Linked DNA regions of Homo sapiens: all the other regions are linked to region 1. Evidence: chromatin loops called from intact Hi-C (ENCODE). Cell type or tissue: psoas muscle. All regions are shown on one strand. Region 1 has its middle 54 kb from the start of C17orf67. Region 2 has its middle 120 kb from the start of C17orf67. Region 3 has its middle 85 kb from the start of NOG. Region 4 overlaps ANKFN1 (ankyrin repeat and fibronectin type III domain containing 1).

What was found. Peaks named below come from ENCODE experiments on the same cell type or tissue, not always from the same donor. Only the 100,000 strongest peaks of a DNase experiment are listed, where the experiment ranks them.
Region 2: a loop joins it to region 1, with 2.9 times the contacts of the local background. A loop is called at or near these places in 27 of 110 quality-filtered maps.
Region 3: a loop joins it to region 1, with 2.8 times the contacts of the local background. A loop is called at or near these places in 11 of 110 quality-filtered maps.
Region 4: it touches region 1 in a loop (4-fold over the local background); 17 of 110 quality-filtered maps call a loop at or near these places.

Annotation. Positions count from the first base shown.
Region 1 is chr17:56,777,454-56,782,453 of GRCh38, reverse strand. No RefSeq gene overlaps it. Among named protein-coding and RNA genes, the nearest start is that of C17orf67, 54 kb to the left of the region's middle. RefSeq lists a silencer at 1,914-2,153. In psoas muscle, CTCF peaks have their summits at 1,875 and 2,075 (motif pointing right); a DNase peak (open chromatin) is centred at 2,053; H3K4me3 peaks cover 1,019 bases; H3K27ac peaks cover 1,137 bases.
Region 2 is chr17:56,713,728-56,718,727 of GRCh38, reverse strand. No RefSeq gene overlaps it. Among named protein-coding and RNA genes, the nearest start is that of C17orf67, 120 kb to the left of the region's middle. In psoas muscle, a CTCF peak has its summit at 2,651 (motif pointing right); a DNase peak (open chromatin) is centred at 2,647.
Region 3 is chr17:56,676,396-56,681,395 of GRCh38, reverse strand. No RefSeq gene overlaps it. Among named protein-coding and RNA genes, the nearest start is that of NOG, 85 kb to the right of the region's middle. In psoas muscle, CTCF peaks have their summits at 2,030 (motif pointing right) and 4,373; no DNase peak of the experiment used is centred here; H3K4me3 peaks cover 1,064 bases; H3K27me3 peaks cover 677 bases.
Region 4 is chr17:56,497,068-56,502,067 of GRCh38, reverse strand. ANKFN1 (ankyrin repeat and fibronectin type III domain containing 1) reads right to left here. Exons shown (of 21, transcript NM_001370326.1): 20 at 2,970-3,186. Among named protein-coding and RNA genes, the nearest start is that of NOG, 94 kb to the left of the region's middle. In psoas muscle, a CTCF peak has its summit at 2,075 (motif pointing left); no DNase peak of the experiment used is centred here; H3K27ac peaks cover 788 bases.

The DNA of each region.
Region 1 (5,000 bases):
GATGTTTTTGTAGTGACTAGAGCACAGCTTACTCAGGGTGAAATCTTGGACAGGTTACTGAACCTTTCCTGCCTCAGTTCCCTCTTCTGTAAAATGAGGGTTAAGGACAGCATCCACAGTAAAGGGTGGTTGTGAAAATTTCATGGCTCACTGTGAGTAAAGCTTTTGGAACTTTGCTTAGGACATTATCGGTTTGCACTCTGTAATTGATACCCCTTATTATACATGAGATGAGTCTAACAATAGTAACTGAATAAGAAATTACCGGAGATTAATACCTGCTGGGAAATATATAAAACCGTGATGCAACAGAGTGACTGGAAGGCTATTTTAGGTTGGGTGGACAAGGAAGGCTTTTTGGAGGAGGTGACATTTGAGCTGACACCGGAATGACAGGAAGGAGCCGACTGTGTGAAGACCCACGTACAGGAAGGGCATTTCAGGCTGAGGGAATGGCTCAGGGAAAGGTCTTAGGCAGGAACAAGCCTGGCCAGTTCAAGGGGCTGCTTGAGAGAAGGCCAGAGCTGCTTGGGTGGGGGATGGAGAGGCTGGGCTTTCTGCGCATGGGGTCCTGGCTGACAGCAACAGCATGAGAAGGGATAAGCTTTGGAGTCAGGAAGCCAGGGTTGCAGGTCTTTGCTTATTAGGAAAACCTGAGACACATTACTTAGTCCATTTGGAAAAGGCCTCCATCTTCTCATGTTAAAATAGAGGCTGGTTATACCTACTTCATGGGGCTACTGTGAAATGCAAATAAGAAAAACTAAAGTGGGGACACACATTTTAGGTGGCATTAATCGCATCACTGTGGAGTAGGAGCTGCTCAGTTGCAGTTAGCTCATCCCCTCGTCCTGGCCAAAAAGAGAATATGCAGTGTGGGTGTGTCTGAAAATGTGTTTTCACGGAGTGCTAGGGGACCTGTGTTTCTCTACGGCAGTGTTGTGGTTCTTGCAACTTGCTTAGCCTCCCTCCTGCCTTCACACCTTCCTTGGACCTTCCCTCAAGGTCCAGTCCAGTTCAGCTTTTATTAAGCACCCACTGTGCGCCAGGCGCGAATGAGGCTCTGAAGGTGATGACACGGTCTATGTCTTCAAGGAGTTCATCAGACACCTCTTCCACAAGTTGCCTTCCTTTTGCGACAGCCAGAATTACTGCCGCCTGTCCTGCATTGCTGTAGCACTTCATCCTTAGGGAACAAAGGAGGTACACGCAGAACAGCTTGGGTTTTTGAGCCCGTGATGTGCAGACTAGAATCCTGGTCTCCTTTTAACTAGTATCCATGGGGTACACACACACACATACACACACAGCCCAGTGCAGTGGCTGAGAGCACTCTGAAGCCAGGCTGCCTAGATTAAACACTAGACTCACGCTCACTAGTTACTTAACCTCTCTGTGTGCCTCGGTTTTCTCATCTGGGAAATGGAGGCAATAGTAGTACTTACAGGGTTGTGATGAGGATTCCACACAGGTAATTTTAATATAGGTAAAGCACTAGAAGAAAGCCTGGCAGACAAGAGCTATGTAAACATTTGTTTATTAAAATCAACACAAATGAATAAAAACATCAGCTTTGTGACCTGGACAAGCCATGTGACAGCTGGGGCCTCAGTTTCCAAATCTGGGGCTATCATCAGGCTCCAAGGGATAACCGTGTGCACAGTGTCTGGTACTGGGAGTCTCCACAAACGCCACCCCCTTCCTTCCTCTCAGCCCTGTGTCACACTGGGACCCTGTCTGTCTTTCCCGTCACTCCTCAAGAGCAGAGGCACATGCCTGAGCAACAGCACAGAGGCACACTGCTTAAGGTTCTCAGGCATCTGTGTTCTCTGGAATTGGACAAGGAGAGCAGAAATTGCTTCTCTGGTTTGGAAGAGCAAATGGACATGGGGTGTATGTGCGCGCGTGCTTGCGTTGGGGCGGGCGGTGGAGACACAGCACCGGCCACACCCCCGCCAGTCCACACAGAGCTGCTCTGTGCAAAGAGCGACTTGACTGCGACTCTGGCCGCCCGGAGCGAGGGCGGGCGCGGGGGCTGCGAGGGCCCGGTCGGCCACTAGGGGTCAGTGTGTCTCCGCCGCAGGCGCCCGCGCGCCGCTTACCTGATTGGGGCAGGCGCCCGCTGACAGCTCTTGACAGTTTGCAACATTTCCTGCCTAACATTAAAAAAAAAAATTAATTAATGTATCTTTCTCCGTAGTAAAGAAGGGAGCCCAGACAACCGAAATAACAAGCCGGCTCTCTTTGCAGGAAAATGCAGAAGGCGGTTAAACCGTCCCGTCCTTCGCATTCCTGGGCTGGAGGAATAAGGATCCAATTGTGGTTTCTGCGCTGGTTATCTTGGTGCCGCCGAGGGGGCCACCGGGGAAAATCTGCTGAATTCTTCCTTTTCTATTTTCTGCCTCGGCGAGGAGGAGGGCGTTAATGCCGGTTGGCAGTTACATGAAACTGAGATGGATGGTAATGGGGTGTGTTAGCAAACAAGGGCAGGAAATAAAGTGTCATATTTTCTGGAGGGTGAACCGCTCCCCGGAGACAGAGCTGCACCAGGCGTCTGCAGAGGAGACACTTTGAAGGAAAAAAAAAAAAACCCTGTATAATCTCTCTCTCTCTTCACTTTCCTGTGCCTCCTTGGTGAGACATAAATTCAGTTTTATCCTCAGTCTAGCTAACAGGCAAATAACAGGGCACAAAAAAAGAAAAGAAAAACCCACTTGGATTTCTACTTCAATGTTCAGTACTTATTCTCTTGTCTCAAGCTGAGTCTGGAGGTAAAGAGAACTTCAGGACTTGGAGGCAGACTTCACAACATCAGAGCTACCTGCCTGGAATCTCGAACTGAGTGTCCCTGGAATCAACTGTGTGTGGTCATCAAGGCCCATCCCCAATCCTACCCACTTGGCAGATAGGAAGCCCTGAAGCTGCCTGCTTGCCGTTGCTTTGTACATGTGGGAAACACCCTCACCCCATTCCTGCATTCCCGTCACCCTCCTCCAAGGCACCCTCTCCGATTCTTTTTGCAAGGACTCAAGACTCCTACTGTCCTGGCAGCCTGCCTCCCCCACTGTCCCTTTCTCTGGAGGATGAGCTTTTTGAAAGCCTGGCTACTGTCTCATTCTTCTTTGTAGCCCTAGCACCTGGCACAGTTCCTAGTGCATTGTTAGGAGGTGCTTAATATATGTTTGTGAGTGAATATATGATATCCCGAACTCCTCTGCTAGAAATAAGGGCCGGTGCATACTGAACATATCATATCCCTGTCCTAAATGCTTTGCATGCTTTCTCTCATTTAATCCTTACATCAGCCCTGTGAGATAGGAACTAGAAATGACGTCATCATCGTCATCATCATCATCATCATCATCCCATTTTACAGATTGGAAAGTTTATCCTTAGCGGGGGCAACCGACTTGCCCACAGTTACAGAACCTGGCAACGGCAGAGCAGGAAGACAGACCCATCAGTCGATGCTTCAGACCTCTCTCTCCTTGGGCAGCGTCTAAATCCCTTGCATGGCATTTCACACTTACTAATTTATGTTACTGTAAATACATTGTGCTCTTGTTTGATCTCCTTGCAAAAATGTAAACTCCTTGAGGTCAGCACTGTGGCTATGGTTTCTCTGTGGCCCTCAAGAGAGAAAAGACCAAATTAGGGCAGTAGTCTGAGTCCTCTGGAAGTGGGCCTTTGGGTTTGTCTTTGCTTTGGACTGGATGGATCTCCATGGGGCCCGACTACTTCTGAACTGTGGAGTTTGAGTTCCTGGGTGAAAATTCCAACTCTACTGCTTGCTAAACTGGACTGTCACTTAAGCCTCTCTGGGTCTTGGTTTCCTCATTTGCAAAATGGGGGTAATAGTAGCCCCTACCTCTCAGAGGTATCATGAGGATGAAATGAATTAGTGTATTTGTTTTGAATGGTGCTTGGCACAAATCTCCACTAAGTGTTAGTGGTTCTTATTTTGAGACACTGGACACAGAATTTGCATTCTTTGCTGCCACTTGTGACCTGGATGTTTGTCCTTATTCAGTTCATCAAATGACTGTGGGCCTCATAACTCCCTCTTTCTCTTTTAAAAAGTCATTCTTCCATGAAAAACGAACAGTACACCAAACCAACAACCTTGCACGTTTGAGAAGACAAAGGAAGACAAACATTTGGCATCCCACCTTAGGCATTCACTTCTTGTTGCTTATTAACAATATATAAATCAACAAGGATATCCATATTAGGCTTGATACTCGATATATTTGGTATATGGCTGCTTTGAGTGGACACACGCTCACAATTAATGATGCCAGCCGGCTTCTCCGGATGGATATAAATACTCTAGGAAGAGAAACCCAAGACCAAAGGCTTGGGACACCCCACGCTGTCAGCACCAGCTCATGCTCTTCCTGTGGATGATGCAGCATGACCTGACACTTATTCCTTCCTGAGAGCTGGGTGAACCCACTACAGCCACATTTTTGTCAGTATTCCCAGTGGTGTCACGAGACACCACGTTCTCCAAGACCAAAATGCATACTGTTGAGTTTTCTTCAGAAAGTGGATGGAGAGGAAGACTCAGATCTCTTTGTGGGGGTGGGGACTCAGGCTGCTTGGGAGTGATTCTCACAGTTACCACTCAGTCTCCAAATATTTAGGAACCACTTGCTATATTCATGGACACAGTACTAGGTGTGGGGATATTGGTGGGTCCATCTCCATGGAGGATGCAGCCTAACGGGGAAAAATAATTACTGTTCTGCTGAGTGTTGGGAAGGAGAAGGAGAAGGCCAGTGTGCTCAGAGTGCTATGGAGTTTATATAGGGGTGAGGGGACCCTATTTTGGCCCAGAGATCAGGGAAGGCCTCCAGAGGATTGCTGTCTGGAATGAACAGCAGGTAGCTAGGCAGAGAGGAGGTGGAGTGTTCCAAGCTTGTGCTAGACCCTGAAATTGAACATGTGGAAGGTTTGAGAAAACAGAGAAAAGCCCTGCAGGGTTGGAGTGGAGAGAA
Region 2 (5,000 bases), 64 kb after region 1:
CCCACTGACTGAGAGTAAAGTGCTCATTTCCTCGAGCCTTAGGGCCCAGGTGCAGCCGACTTCTACCTGCCTCTCCAGCCCTAGCTGGAGGGTCCTTTCTCTCTTGTTCACTGCAAGGCAGCCACACTGGCCCTCTCCCTCCAGTTCCTGATGGCTCAGTGTTCTTGGCTGCCTCAGGACCTTGGCATCCATTCCTACAGCTCCTCATTTCATTCCTACACATCCTTTCGGTCTCAGCTTAAATTTCACTACCCCCAAAATATTAACAATTCCATTGCCTCTCTTTATTCCTTTTATTTTCTCCATTAATACTACCCATTTTCTTCATAACGCCCATCACAGTGGTGATTATAGCAACATTTGTGTCTTACTTTCATGGCTTGTCTCTCGACCAGGTCTTTTTGGTTCACAGCTGCAGCTTCAGTCCTGGCTCATGGTAGATGCTCAAGAAATAATTATTGTTGTACAATAGCTAATGGTTAATGAGCTCTTGCTCTGTACCAGGCAGCCTTCTAAGTACTTTATGTTATTTAATCTTCACAAAAGCCCTAGTCTACACTTTACAGAAAAAGAAATGGAGGCACTGAGAGTCGAAGTGACTTATCCAAGCCCACCCAGCCAGGAAGTGATACAACTTGGATGTGAAATCCAGGCCCTAAGCCCTTAATTGCCTTGCTCGGCTGCCACTGAAGAGTGAATGAACACAGTAGGCTCTCAGGAAATGAAGCTGCCTGGGTGGTAGTTTCCACTCACTTCTCTTGGAACTGATCAGCAAGGGCACCTAGAACCTGTGGGCCCCTCTTCTACCATAGCACCCTTATAACATGGCCCTCCATCCCAGCCTCCTCCAGCTGGTAGGGCAGAAGGACACTGGAGCCTCAGGTAGTTTGGGGGTTGAGGGAGGACAGTGGTGTAGACACTTGGGGAAGCTGTCCCAGGCCATTGGTGAGAAGTTCACCTTGGAGAGAGGATTCACAACCGAGGGGGTTGGGGATGGAGGTGTCGCCCGTGCCAGGGCAACATAAGTAGGGAGTGGGCTTGCCTGGGCATGTTCTGGGTGATGTGATTCAGGCCTTGCACATCTGCAACCCCAGGGAAAAGGGACCAGAGTGGAGGATAAGCAGGCTTAAAAAATGGCATTGAATTTTAAAAATTGCATTTCCTGAATCCCAAAGCAGAGGAAGCACCTCAGAAGACACAAAGGATGAGTGTGGAGAAGGCACTTGGTGGACACTGCTCCGTCTCTACTCTAAGTCTTTCTTTGCTCAGGCTGTTCACTTTGCCTCAAGCTCCCCTAACCAACACCCCTGCAGTCCCAGACCACACATCATGTTCTCTCTGCATCTTTCCCTTACCCGGGTTGACCACAACCTCTTTGGGCAAGGGATTGGGTTTTACTCATCCTTGAATCTCCAGGTCCTCCCATTGTGCTCCACGCTTGGTAGGTTCTTTCCTGTGTTTGTTGAAATGTTCGATCCATCAGACTCCCCCAGGATGAATTGGCTACTTTCTCCTCTGTGCTATCTTTCTAAACAGTACACATTTCTGTCAGAGTACCTGGCCTGTCGCAATTCAATATTTCTTTCTCTCTCTCTCTCTCTCTTTCTTTCTTTCTTTTTTTTTTTTTTTTTTTGAGACAGAGTTTCACTCTTGTTGCCCAGGCTGGAGTGCAATGGCGCAATCTCTGCTCACCACAACCTCGGTCTCCCGGGTTCAAGCGATTCTCCTACCTCAGCCTCCCGAGTAGCTGGGATTACAGGCATGCGCCACCACGCCCAGCTAATTTTTTGTATTTTTATTGGAGACGGGGTTTCTCCATGGTGATCAGGCTGGTCTCAACTCCCAACCTCAGGTGATCCGCCCACCTTGGCCTCTCAAAGTACTGGAATTACAGGTGCGAGCCACTGCGCCTGGTCAGCAATTAAGTATTTCTTTATTATTCTGCTGTCTCGGTTAGAATGCAAGCTCCTTGGGGACAGGAGCCATGTCAAAACCATCCTTGTATCTCAAATGTTCAGTGCTTTTGTTAGATGAATGAATGAATGGGTGATCTCCTTCTTTGCCAGTGCCCGAGAACCCTAGCTTCTCACAGGTGCTCCCCAAGCAGGTCTGACCCTGAAGCAGTGGCCCCAGAGGCAGAGGGTGGCTTCAGAGGTAGGGAGCTGGGCCCAGGAGAGGGCTCGCTACTGAGTGTTTCTTCTTGAAAACTTGCCCCAAACACACAAGACATAATGTTGTCTAAAGATTAGGTAAAGCTTTTAGGGATCAGACACATGCAGTTGCTTCCTAAACATAAAAAATTGCCATGAGTGTTCACTAGATGCCTGCCACTAGACCTAGATTTATTTCATTTTTGATACTTACAAATAAAGTATCATTGTTTTCATTATACAAATAAAGAAATGGAAGCTCAGAGAAGTGAAATGTCTTACCTAAGGTGGATGGAACCCAGTGTTCAGTTTCTTGGACACTACCAGGTTTTCTTCTCTTAGGGAAGAAAATAGGTCAGGTTATGCTTCCTTCCTGACTGTGGGGCCTCTTTCAACCAGGTTCCTCTTTATGGGACAGTCTTTTTTTGTGTGTGTGACGCCAGCCTCCCTAGGACCAGACTAGGTCTGAAGCCCCGGGCGAGATTTGCCAGATCTTATACTGACCACCAGGTGGTGCTGTTGGCCCAACGTATAGTCTTACAGCATCGGCCTGGGAAACGCTAGACTTGATCAGGAAAAAAGCTTGCCCTGTTGAAATAAGAGCTACCAGTCCTTGAGTCCTGCCATCTGTCTAAACTGTGTTTCCACAAGTCACCTCATTTGGGCTCTAAACAGCCCAAGAAAGTTGTCATCTCCATTCAACTGAGGGCTCAGAGAATTTATTATAAATAATTGGAGCTAGGTTCTCAGTTACAGGTTGAAGAGCCAGGGACTTGAAGCCAGGTCTGCTTGATTCCAAATCTTCAGATTCTTGGGGTTCAAAGGAAGTGAGGCCTCGCCTGTGAGTTGCACAGCTCCCTTCCAGCCTCTACCTTACCTGGACTGGGTGGGGATAGATTGTCTGGAAAATGCCTGTGCAATGACAGGCCCCTGGGCCAAGTTTTAAAGAACTCGGGTTTGCCAGGGTCCTGTGAGGGATGTGGGCCCCTCTATGCTACCGTAGGGCACTGTACCATTTCTTTTCTTGAGAGATGACATTATGCATTGACCTTTACCCACCTCAGCGATTCTCTAGGTGGAAACAGTATGCTCACCTTATAGTTATGGGATAATTCATGTGGCCCCTCTGGTAAATATCACCTGCATCTTCTTGTTTCTGGACTTATAAGTCATCTTTTCATTTTCCTCATTTTTCAAGCATGTTTTGGCCTGGATTGACTGTTGTCATTGCATAAATGGAAATTTAAAAAATCAATATTTTTTGGCCCTGTGTAAGACAATGGGAGATATAGGAAAGGCATTACCATTTAGTAGAATGAGAGTATAACACAGCATTAACAAAGTGAGTGCCCAGCCATTGACATCCTGGGAGACAATATGAGGCTGTTCTTGTGTTGCTATAAAGAAGTATCTGTGACTGGGTAATTTATGAAGAAAAGAGTTTTAATTGGCTCCCAGTTCCACAGGCTTTACAGGAGGCATGGGAATGCCTTAGGAAGCTTACAGTCATGGCGGAAGACGAAGAGGGAGCAGGTATTTCACATGGTGAAAGCAGGAGCCAGAGAGTGAGAGTGCGGGGAAGGAGGTGTCGCACGCTTTTAAATGACTGGACTCTCCTGTGAACTCGGAGAGGAGCACACTTAGCACCAAAGGGATGGCCTAAACCATGCATGAGGGATCCACCGCTATGATCCAAACACCTCCCACCAGGCTCTACTTCCAACATTGGGGATTACATTTCAACATGATATTTGGGTGGGGACAAATATCCAAATTATAGCAGAAACTGATGGGAATGTGGCCCAGGCATGGTCCCACTGGCCATGATGAAAGCTTTGGTGTATGGTCTAGGATGTGCTAGGGAAGGTGAGTGGGTTGTTTCTAATTCCCAAAACAGCCTGTGAGAAAGGTGTTATTGTCCTCATTTTATAGATGAGGAGGGAACACCCAGTATCCTTGTTCAGAGTATGGGATCTGGAGTTGGGTACCTAGATTTAAACCTACCTCTTCCACTGATTGACAGGCTGAGGTCTGCCTGGCCCATCTCTGTACTTGTAGGTGCTCCAAGGTGCCTCCTACTTCTGCAGCCATCAGCCTCGGACCCTCAGGAGCCCCAAGGGGGTTACTTAGAAGGGGAGGTCCAGGCAAGAGAGGGGTCAGCCTGGCGAAGATCAGACTTGAGCTGAGTGTTTTCAGGTGCCCTCAGGGCGGCCTTTGGGATCTGGGACTTTTGACTGCCTGTTTTGCATCCTACACATTTCCCACCTCCTGTGGCCCCTGGATTCTTAGCCTTCCTATGTCTCTTTGCCCAGACTGGTAATTCCCATCTTCTTTTCCCAACTACCTGGAATCCCTACGACTTCTTGCTCTTTATACTCTTCCCTGCAACCTCAAAAAAGGGGCTGGGTATGGTAGCTCATGCCTGTAATCCTAGCACTTTGGGAGGCCGAGGCGAGAGGATCACTTGAGGCCAAGAGTTCAAGACCAACCTGGGCAACATGGTGGGATGTCATCTGTATGAAACATGAAAACAATAACCTGGTGTGGTGATGCATGCTTGTGGTCCCAGCTACTTGGGAGGCTGAGGCAGGAGGATCGCTCGATTCCAGGAGTTTGAGGCTGCAGTGAGCTATAATTGTGCCCCTGCACTCCAGCCTCGGTGACAGAGCAAGAGCTTGTCCCCCCATAAATGGAAAAAAGAGTCACTTGAGGTTGTCCTGCCCATCCTGTGGCCTCTTTGCGGGTCTGACCCTTCTGCTGGGACTTCATGAAGATGCTCTTCCTTCTCTTCCCTCAACTCCCCATATTCTCTTTGTCTAAATAATCAAATAGAAAATATCTGAAAAGAAT
Region 3 (5,000 bases), 100 kb after region 1:
TGGATTTCAGGAGGGAGGAAGAGGAAGGCGGGATCAGAGGGAAGTCAAAGGAAGTCATAGGAGTGGGTGTGCATAGAGTCCTGCTCCAGGTTCCTGCTCCTTGCTTCTTGAAGGTGCATGGGTCCAACTCATGACAATGGATATCAACCTTCAAGGAGGTTTCTTACAAAGTGCCAGCAGCTCTAACCTTGATCCTGTCTGATTTATCATTAGATGAAAATTCAGGAGGCAAACTGATCAAAGGTGTAGATGTCACACATCTGAGAGGGAGAGTTAATACCAGAGGTGACAGAATGAGGGCCCAGAGTGGTCCTGACAGGTTGGAATGTTGGGTCAAAAACAATAAGACACAACTGAACAGGCCTGAATGGAAAGTCTGGCATTTACATGCAAAAAACAAGCGACAAAAAAACCAGAGGAGGGCTCATCGCCTTGGCAGGAAATCACGTGAAAAATATCTGAGGCTTTTCCATGACCACCAGCTCAGAATAAGCCAAGAGTGTGATATGATTGCTAACAATCCAATGCAACAAGAGACAGAAGTATTCAGAGAAATCTTCTGTACTCATGGGAAGGAGTGTTCTCATTATATTTTTAGTCAGATGATATCTGGAGTATCATATTCAATTTGGGGCATCAGATTTTGGGAATGGCATTGATGAATCAGAGTGTGCTCAGAGATAGACTGCTTAAGATGAAGAAAGTTCAAGAAATTATGTGGTGTGAGGAGAGGCTGAAGGATCAGAGAACATTCTGCCTGGAAATGCAAACAGGATTTGTGAGAGAGATGCATGCCATTGAGGAAGAAGCTGAGGTAGAACTAAAACCAAAGGGTGCAAGATATAGGGAATACACCTTCCTGTAAATAAAGACAACCTTTCTGATCATTATAATCAAGAGAAATAGTGTCAGTTGTATACCACTTACAAGTGTCAAAAGCAGGAGCCCATTTGTAAGGTGAGCTATTATTTCCATGCTATGGATCCAGGTAATTGGAACGATCAAGAAATTGCATCCTGCTGTATCTTCAGCACCTAGACCATGACCTGGTAAATACTTGTTGAATGAGTGAGATATCACAGACATTGAATGCCTTCCCCAAGATTGCACAAATGGATTCTCAGGGTTTCTGCCTTTCTGGCTCCACTGCATGCCTTGGAGCAACTCTCAGATGCCCCAGGCTGTCTTGGGGGGTTGAGGTGTCTTGTCTTCAGAGACCACGTGGACATCTGCCGGCATGTATTAGAGAGCTTCCTGGCATAGGGTGGCGGGGGTAGGGGGAACCAGAGTATCTAAAAAACCCTTCCAACTCAGAGGCTTCCCCCAGAATATTCCTAATCTAAGGAACTCTTAGTTGCTGCTTATGAACCCAGGAAGGGTGTGGAATCCGTCTTCACACAGACCCAGCCAGCGGCTGTGGTTGATGCTATCTTCCCCTGGAATCTCTTCAGTGCTCTCCCTCTAGATCCCTATCTGGGTGTGGGTGTGTGTATGTAGTGCTTCTAAATCCAGACACATAGGGTAAAATTTATACATACAAGTTACCAAGAAAGACAGAATTTCAGCTTACTGGGCTGCCTGATGCATGCTTTTGATTTGTCTTTGTTGCCAACCTCTGTAAAAAGTGTAAGTCTTCATATCTGCTTTGTTAAAGGCGAAAACTCCTTTTCTCCAGAACATGGATTCTACAGAGTTGAGGCCATGATCATCTTAAGTGAATTCAAATATATATTCTTTTTACACTGACCTCCAGGATGGGCCAAGGAAAGTGTTTTTCCCTCTTATAGCAAAAGTATAAATTATGATACACCTAGAAAGTCCTCACCCCTTTAATTGTGATGGGGATGAGGTGATCAGACCGAGGGTCATAAAATCGACAATGTCAGCCTATGTTTGCATCAAGTTCTTCTTTCTCCTCCAGGAGAAGTGCAAAAGAAGTCTCCAGTGAATGGAGGGTCCCAGTGGACCACCTTCCAATCCGCAGAGGCTTGGCTGCCTGTCCTGCAGCCGCGTGTATTACTAAGTGGTGTCCAAAATCTCCACTAGGTGGAGAAAAAGAGCGGTTACGAAACGTACAAAGCCCCAAATCAAAAACACAGTCCAAAGAGTAAAATCCAATTCTAAATGGAACTCGAAAACTTGAGAAGTAATTTAAAGGAACCACATTAAATACTAGAATGTTTAATGGGGCCCATGTGTCCTGAGCAGAGAAAGAGAGTGCGAGAAATGGAACAGAGGAAATCAGGGAGACAATATGTCTGTGCGACTTGTTCTAATTAGGGGCACAGCGCTGCTGAGGATCATTCATTATAATTTGGTTAAATCTTCAGTATGGCCAAGGCACCTCTGCTGAGTGGTGTAAAACAAAGGGCTCCGTCGTAAACGGGGTGAGCGTCTCTCCGTTGGAGGTTAACGCCAGTCACTCGGGAGGGCCCAGGGCTGTACATCACTCTCCTGCCAGCTCTTCTTTATGACTCCAACGCTGGGCTCCAGCTAGCAGATGTCTGCAAATTTCGGGGAGGAGGGGGGAGGGGAGCCGGGGGAGGGAGGGGGCCCCCGGCGCTCATTGTCTCCAACTTGTCTGTCGCTTAATTCAGTATCTCTGTCTGCCGCTGGAGCGGGATAGGAAGAGTTCAAAGGAGGAAATCAAAACAATCCATAGATCAGAGCTTGGGAGTGATCGGTGTGGCACCCAGAAATCACCGGCACTCCTCCGGCTCCGCTTTGAAATGTGGACGCCAGCGATGATTTAGTGCGCCGCGCCGGCGCTCGCACCAGCAGCACGTGGAGCGCTTCCTGGGGGGTTATTTTTTTAGAAAGGAGAAGGTAGCCAGAGGCTTGGGGGGTGGGGGGTGTGGTGGTGTGGGTCAGGTTCAGGTTTGTCCCAGGCTAGAGGCGGTGTTTTTAGCTCAGAGCTAACCGTGAGGTGTGCGTGATAAGAAATATCTGAGGTGGAGTTGAATTCCCCCCTGCGCTGCCCTCAGTGCGCACACAGTGCAGCTCAGTCGGGTTTTGAACACTGCAGCTCAGTTCCTTTGGCATGGGTGCTTCACCCAGGCCTCCTACCAAGCTCTCCAGCTTGGGAAGGTGCCGTTGTCTGGTTTATGCTGTTGCCTTCTATCCCACCCCCAGCCAACCAGCTGCTTTGCTGTGACACAGACAGGGCCTCTGCCAGCCTACGGGGTATCCTTAAGTACAACGTGCCCCCTCTGGAAATAAGGGCAGAGCTTGGCCAGGCTGATAGTGCCTTTCTTGAGCTGACACAGCCTTGAGTCAGGCACATGGCTTGTCAATTAAAACGCAGGTTGGATTTCTACCCCTGCTTAACCTTGCCACTAGGTATCTTTGTGCAAAACACAGACTACCCATCCTTAGGCATCTGTCCTGGGGATGGGCAGACTACTAGGCTAGGGCATTTTCCCAGTTACACTTGTGGGTTTGAGCCCCAGACTGATTGTACAAACAAATATTCCCGGCTGTTAGATCTTATGCTGGTTATTGACTGGGCCTGTTTCATTGGATGAGGAGGAGCTGCATTTCCTGGCTTCACCTCCACACCTAGGTGGTCTACCTGCAACTGGATGCTATTGATCAGGTTGAGGAGGAGGGAGAGAATAGATGAGTCAGAGTGACCTGTTCTGTGACTAGTGAAAAGCAGAGGTGCAATAACTTCTAAAGGTAGAATAAATGCTTCAATCCATGTTTCCACCTCCCCAGTTGGGCTAGATACCCTTGTTCTGTGATGTGTATTTGTCCATTCACTTGTTTGACTTCCCCCTCTTAGACTTAACTGTGTAGTCCCTGTTCACTTTTAGGTCCCGATACCCTTTGAGGTGCCAGATTCAATAAGTCCTTGCCTCTTCATATGCGAAGAAAGTACTTTCTACTCTCTTGGCTCTTATTTAGCTGAGTAATTGTAATTTAATTTATTGATCATTTATTGAGCACCTGTGATGCTGGCACTGTGCTATGTGCTAGGAACATAAAGATGATTAAAATTGGTACCTGACCCTAAAGAATTTATACTCAACGGTAAAGTAAGGAGAGAGCTATCTGGGGAGAACTGACAAGTACCCTGCTAAGTTGCAATGTGTAAGCCTAAGAATGCTTATGCACTAGCTACAGTGGGGTCCTAAACAAGGGAGTGATCCAGTTTGAGACAGCCCTAGCGGTAGCCCTGAAGGGGCTCTGGAATTGTCTTATCCAGAGTTCAAGCATGGAGAGGTGTCCTGCTTGGAAAATTGCATGCAGCAACCAGACCTATACTATACTATCCCAAATACTTGGATAGGACAAACTTGGTCGCTTTCTCTGAAGACTCTTAGAAGAGAGGTTCTTCTCTGCTAACCAAATCCAGAAAGCCACCCTGTGGCAGCACCAGGACATAAACCACTGGGTGCCAGACTAGCTAGAAAGGCTGATTCATAGCTATCTTTGGACAAGAACAGCATAAGTGTTTCTCTATTACCCCAGTTGAGATTGTCAACATAAAGACCTGAACTGCCCTGACTTCCACCTCTAAGGTCTACAATTGGTCCAGTCTTGGGCTTCTGATGAATGAGTGAACATGGGAAGAAAGGAATGAATAAACAGTGCATGCATCTGTAAAAATTGCATGCATAACTACAGAGGAGATGAGGAGCAGAGGACTGGGGGTGAAGAGTTCTGTGCTCAAGTTCTGCCTCTGTCTCCCTGACTTTGATCAAGTCATCTCATGCCTTTGAATCTGTTTCTCTTCTGCAAAGGGAAGGGGTTTAAAGAGATAAGCATGAATTAAACAGGGAAGTTGACACAGATGAGGTGGGCACTATCTGTGTTTTGCTTGGAAACCTTCTGGCTGTGGTTAGTGAGGGCAGCATATTGTGGAGGTTCTGGTAACCCAAACCATCCCCCCAGCATATACACATCTCATCAGAGCCTTTACTGATTGACATGCTGGCTGCAAGTCATCATGAGCAGCCCTCACTTTGTCTGACTTAATTTGTCTCTCCTTAGGGGAC
Region 4 (5,000 bases), 280 kb after region 1:
TTCTCTAGCTACTACCTTCCCTCCTTCTTCCCTTTTGCAGCCAAGATTTTAAAAGAGTGAAAATTCCTGTCCTACTTCTTTACCTCTCATTTAATCCCTGATTAGCTTCTGTTCAGTTTCTATTTCTTTCTTTTCAAAAACTGCTCTCATCTAGATCACTGATGACTTCCTTGTTGAGAAAAGCAAAACAACTGAAGCTTTTCAGGTTTTGAATTTAACCTTTCTCTACACATTTTGATTCTGTGCCACTACTCTCTTGTTTTTTTAATCTTCTTTCTCTGGTTGTTCCTTCTTAGTCTAATAGGTCTTGATGCTCCATTCCACAGGGATCCTTCCACAGTCTCCTCTTCTTATTCTACCTCCTCTTTCCAGGGAATCCCAAGCATTTTCCTAGCTTCAAACATCATTCACATGTAAACAAATTCTTAAATCTATAATATTAGCTCAGTTTTCTTTCCTGAGTTCTAGACTCCATGCAGCTTGTTTTCTCCTGAATGTTTCTTTTTTACGGAATGTTCCAAAGCCAACGCAAATTCAACATGCCCAACCACCCAAGCTTGTTTTTCCTTCTCTCTTACCTTTTTTTTTGGCAAGTGCCATCATGATACCATGAGGCACCCAAGCCAGAAAACTTGGTGTCTCCTTTGTTAATAACTTTCTAAGTTGCCTCCCTGCTTCAATAATTTTCCCTTATGGTCTCTTCATACAGCAACCAGATTTGATTTTACAGATCAGATTATATCAATCCTTGCTTAAAAGTTTCCAATGGCTTTCCATCACAAGCGGGATAAAATCCAGACTTTTTACTATGACCAGCAGAACCCTGCCTACTCTGGCTTCTGGCTTCTGTCTTGCTCTCTACCCTGTCTCTCACGATCCGCCCTTTTGTTCACTGTGTGTCAAAGATCTTGGCCTTCTTTCTGTCCCTCACCTACCTCAGGGCCTTTTGCTGTTTTATTGTCTGGAATATTCCAACTCCAGAACTCTGCATTACTAGCTTCTTCTTCTGGGGTTGGTTCAAATGTCATCTTTCCAGATAGGTCTCTGCTGATCATCATCCTAGTGAATTCAACACACTTCCTGCCTACTCCCACCCCTACTGCTGTTTTGTATTATACACTGGAATTTTCACGATCTGAAATTATCTTGTTTGTTTATGTTTTCACTCTTTGTCCCTGTTTCTAGAATGTAAGTATGCTCTATGGGAGCAGATATTTTGCTTTATGTATCACTGTATCCCTGTTACTTCGAAGAGAGCCTGGCACATAGAGGGTGGCCAGTAAATATATAGTTTTTAAATAGAAAGAAAAGAATGAACAATGTTCTTAGATCCTGAGTTTCAGCCAAACTGCTTGCAATTCCCTAAACTACAAACAGTTGTACAATCTGCTTTCTCTGCCTATAATGCTCTTCTCTTTCCTGTTTTTCTGCTCAACTCCTGCTTATCCTTCATACCAGATTCTGTCATCTCCTCCAGGAGGCTCTCTTTGATCATAAGAGTTTAATACTGATAACTTCATAGCAGGTAGGCAATTACCAGGTAATTTTTTGTTAATATATCTGTTTCTCTTATTAGCCTAACTTCTGGCAGAGATGATATTTGATTTGTATCTCTAGCCCAGTGGCAGTCTATAAAAATGCACTCTAGAAACTCTACTTAAATATTTTGTTATTTGGTAAGTCATAGACTCCTTTGGTAATGTAAATTAGCTGTCTCCTAAGTTCTTCCACTTGCCAAGTTTTGACTTTACACATTGGAGTTTTAAAAATATAGGTGCAGACACAAACTTACTCATAGAAAAGGCTCAGATTCCCAGTAAAGTTTTCTATAATAAAAATAACATTAAATAGGGTATTGACAATATATTGTCTATTATATGACATGCATCATTGATATAGTTTACCTTATTCACAAGTAACTCTTCAAGGTATAGGTATTATTCTCATTTTACATACATGGAAACTGAGTGTCAGATGTAGTAATCTGTTCAAGCTCATACAGCTAGTAAAACAAAGCTGGGATTTGAATCCAGGTCTCTGATTTCTAAGTGCAAGCTCTTTCTGTTACACCATGCTGCCCCCTATGGGACAAATCCACAAATCAGGCCTATTTATTAAAAATATTATGAAGCTTACAAAATTGGAGCTCTTGCAAACTATAGAATCAAGAAAGATGCTTTGAATCGCCATTACTTTAATTGACTAGAAAATGGCACTAGCCTTAGCATGGCTAAGAGCTTTTTATTGCCTTTACCTAGTATGCTTTCTTTCTGCTTATAAGCATAGAGGTATTTTGTAGAAATTCATATTAACCCAGTCAGGTTTTTGCTGTTAGACTTCATACTCAAGGGTGGAGAGGTGCCTTGCTAGGTATCTTCTCCAGCTTGTTTAAAGTTCATTATGTCCATGATGAGGCCAAGCTACTTACATGGACTCAGTTTCAGGATTCTAGTTTATCCAAGGTTTCTCTCTTTCCCACCTTCCACTCTAGAACATTGTGCTATATGGATGGGAAGTTTTTCCCAAACTCTCACCCAGGTTTGGGCCTGTTTCCTGCCTCGTTCTTGTCAGATGCTATTTAATAGAGGTTGGGCCTGTTCTCTTTCCTTAGTTTGTCTTGCTCAGATTCCCTTGGCTTTTGTGGCCCTCACTTGGCATCACAGTGGTCCCCAGTCTGCATCTTTGAAGCTGTATCCCTGTTTTATATCCTTTTGCATCTTGTAAGTGTGACCTAGAACTGGAATGACTCTTCCCTGTCCCTAAATGGCATTGATCTTAGGTTACTGCTCTAGTTTTCCTATTCCTCTACTATTCTGATTTTGTTTCCTCTATGCTGTTAGACTCTTACCCCTGAGCAGTGTTTTCATCCACTTTCTGGAACCAATACCTCAGCATAAAAGTCCTCATCAGTGAAGAGAGGATCAAAAGTCCAGGGACTAAACAACAGAACTTCAGATCTCATTGCTTACCACTCACTGTCTTTCTTCTGTGCATCTCTGGGGATGGGGGTGGGGATGGAAGACAGTCTATATGTGATGATGATGTAGAATTGATCTTCTTTAGGCTCTGCTCATCTGAGGGGTCTATCAGCTTAGTGATGGGCAAGCCAGAAACTGGTTGTTTGTATCTTGCATACTGTAGAGCATCCATGATCCATCTCATTTCACGCCAGACTTCATCTATTTGCTTTGGAATAAAATGGTAAAAGACACTAAGTTATCAAGCAGTGATTAAAAAGGAATACATTTCCCTGAGAGTCCAAGATGATCCATTTTCCGCAATATTGGCTTTGAGCAAGAGTAAAATATTTTTAACATAGATTTGTTAAGCCAGAAAATACCTCTCTTTTTGTAATATTTTTTGTTTTGCGTATTTTTACCAGAGAAGCTCTGTCATTTAGTGAAAATAGTAGAAGACTTAGATGCTAGCTGGAATATATCACTTATTAGCACTATACTAACTCATAGCAAGTCACTTGACCTTTTTGAGCCTTAGTTGCTTTATTTGTAAAATGTGGCCAAAACATTTTCCATTTATACCTCCCAGGGTTGCTGGGATGATTAGTTGAAATAATGAATTCGAAAGTGCTTTGTGATGCCTCAGGGTACATTGCTCATACATATAAAGGGTTATTATATCCCAGATTATAATTAAATATTCCTCATTAAGATATTGTGAAGGCATATGATAAAGCCTGAATTTCAGAATATCTTAAGAAAGAAATGTAGTCCTAGTTCTTATATGTGAACTAGAAAAGCAAAGCTCTACTGGAATATTTTTGCTAAGTAGAGGTTTTTGGACCTATGTTAATAGAAAATAATTAACTTCATATATTAGACTTACTACTTTCTTACATATAGAGTAAGGGCTTCTAAAGTTCAAAACGGCCTTAACAGTTTAATCTTAAATAATTTAAACATCCTTACATTTCTAGAGTAGTCCATTTTAGGTTGTTCCATTTTGATTTTTGGGTTATCAAAGTCATTTTAATGATATTTTCATTATAAAGTACAATAGTAGTTTCCTTGAAGCCTATTTGCATAAAATTCACTCAGATTTTTGTGTCTCTCTGTATATATAGATGACGAAAGTTTTCCAGATCTTGATAGACATGGGCCATGAGCTTTTTTGTTATTCCATCTCAAGGAGGGGCTGTTGGTTAAACATATTTTTTCTTATGACCCTGGAATTTGTAGTAGGCTTTCTATTTAATTTCACTCGATGACTTGGGCAAGCCATTAACTTCTTGGGGCCCATTTACTCAACTGTAAGAAGAGGTAGTTAGTCTACATGATGCTTAAGTTCCCTTCCAGCTCTGAAACTTTAGGATTTATTTTTCAGGAACATTTGGAAATTTGGTATTACCTAACTTCCAGATAGAAGGTATTCATTATGTGAGTCATGCAAGGTTAATCTCTCTCTCTGATTGTGGAAGTTTTAAAACTAAAACACTACCCAGTGTTATATTTTATTTTCAAAATTTCTTGATAGGCCTTTAATCTGTACTTAAAACCTACTCATTAAGAATATCCACAAACCTGGTCCTCCCAACAAACACACAGTAGGTCTGACATTCAGTCCGCCAAGTTGAGTGAAAAGCTAGCTAGAGTGAACTAGTGAATGGCAGTGTATGGTCTTACAGCCGTTTTCCCCTGCTTTCTAGTTCTTGCCACTCCTGTGGTGACAAGACTCAGCAGAGTATTCAGGGCCAGTGATGAAAGCATGAGATTGAGCTTCAGGCTTTTTTAGCTTGGTCAGTTGGGCAGGAAGTTCAGCAGTAGGCAGGCCCATGAGGAGACACTAAGCCATTTTGAAGGGAGAAATCTAAAGTCTGGGGATAAAGCCAAAGTGGGAATCCCAGATGAGACTCAGATGAATTTTCCCAGTGAGATTGTTGTTCTCTCAGCTGGCTTTTACTGGCCCTACCTCATGCAACATAAGCTTGTTGAAAGTTATTTTAAAGGCACCGCATGACTGTGGATAGCTTTTAGAGTGCCCGA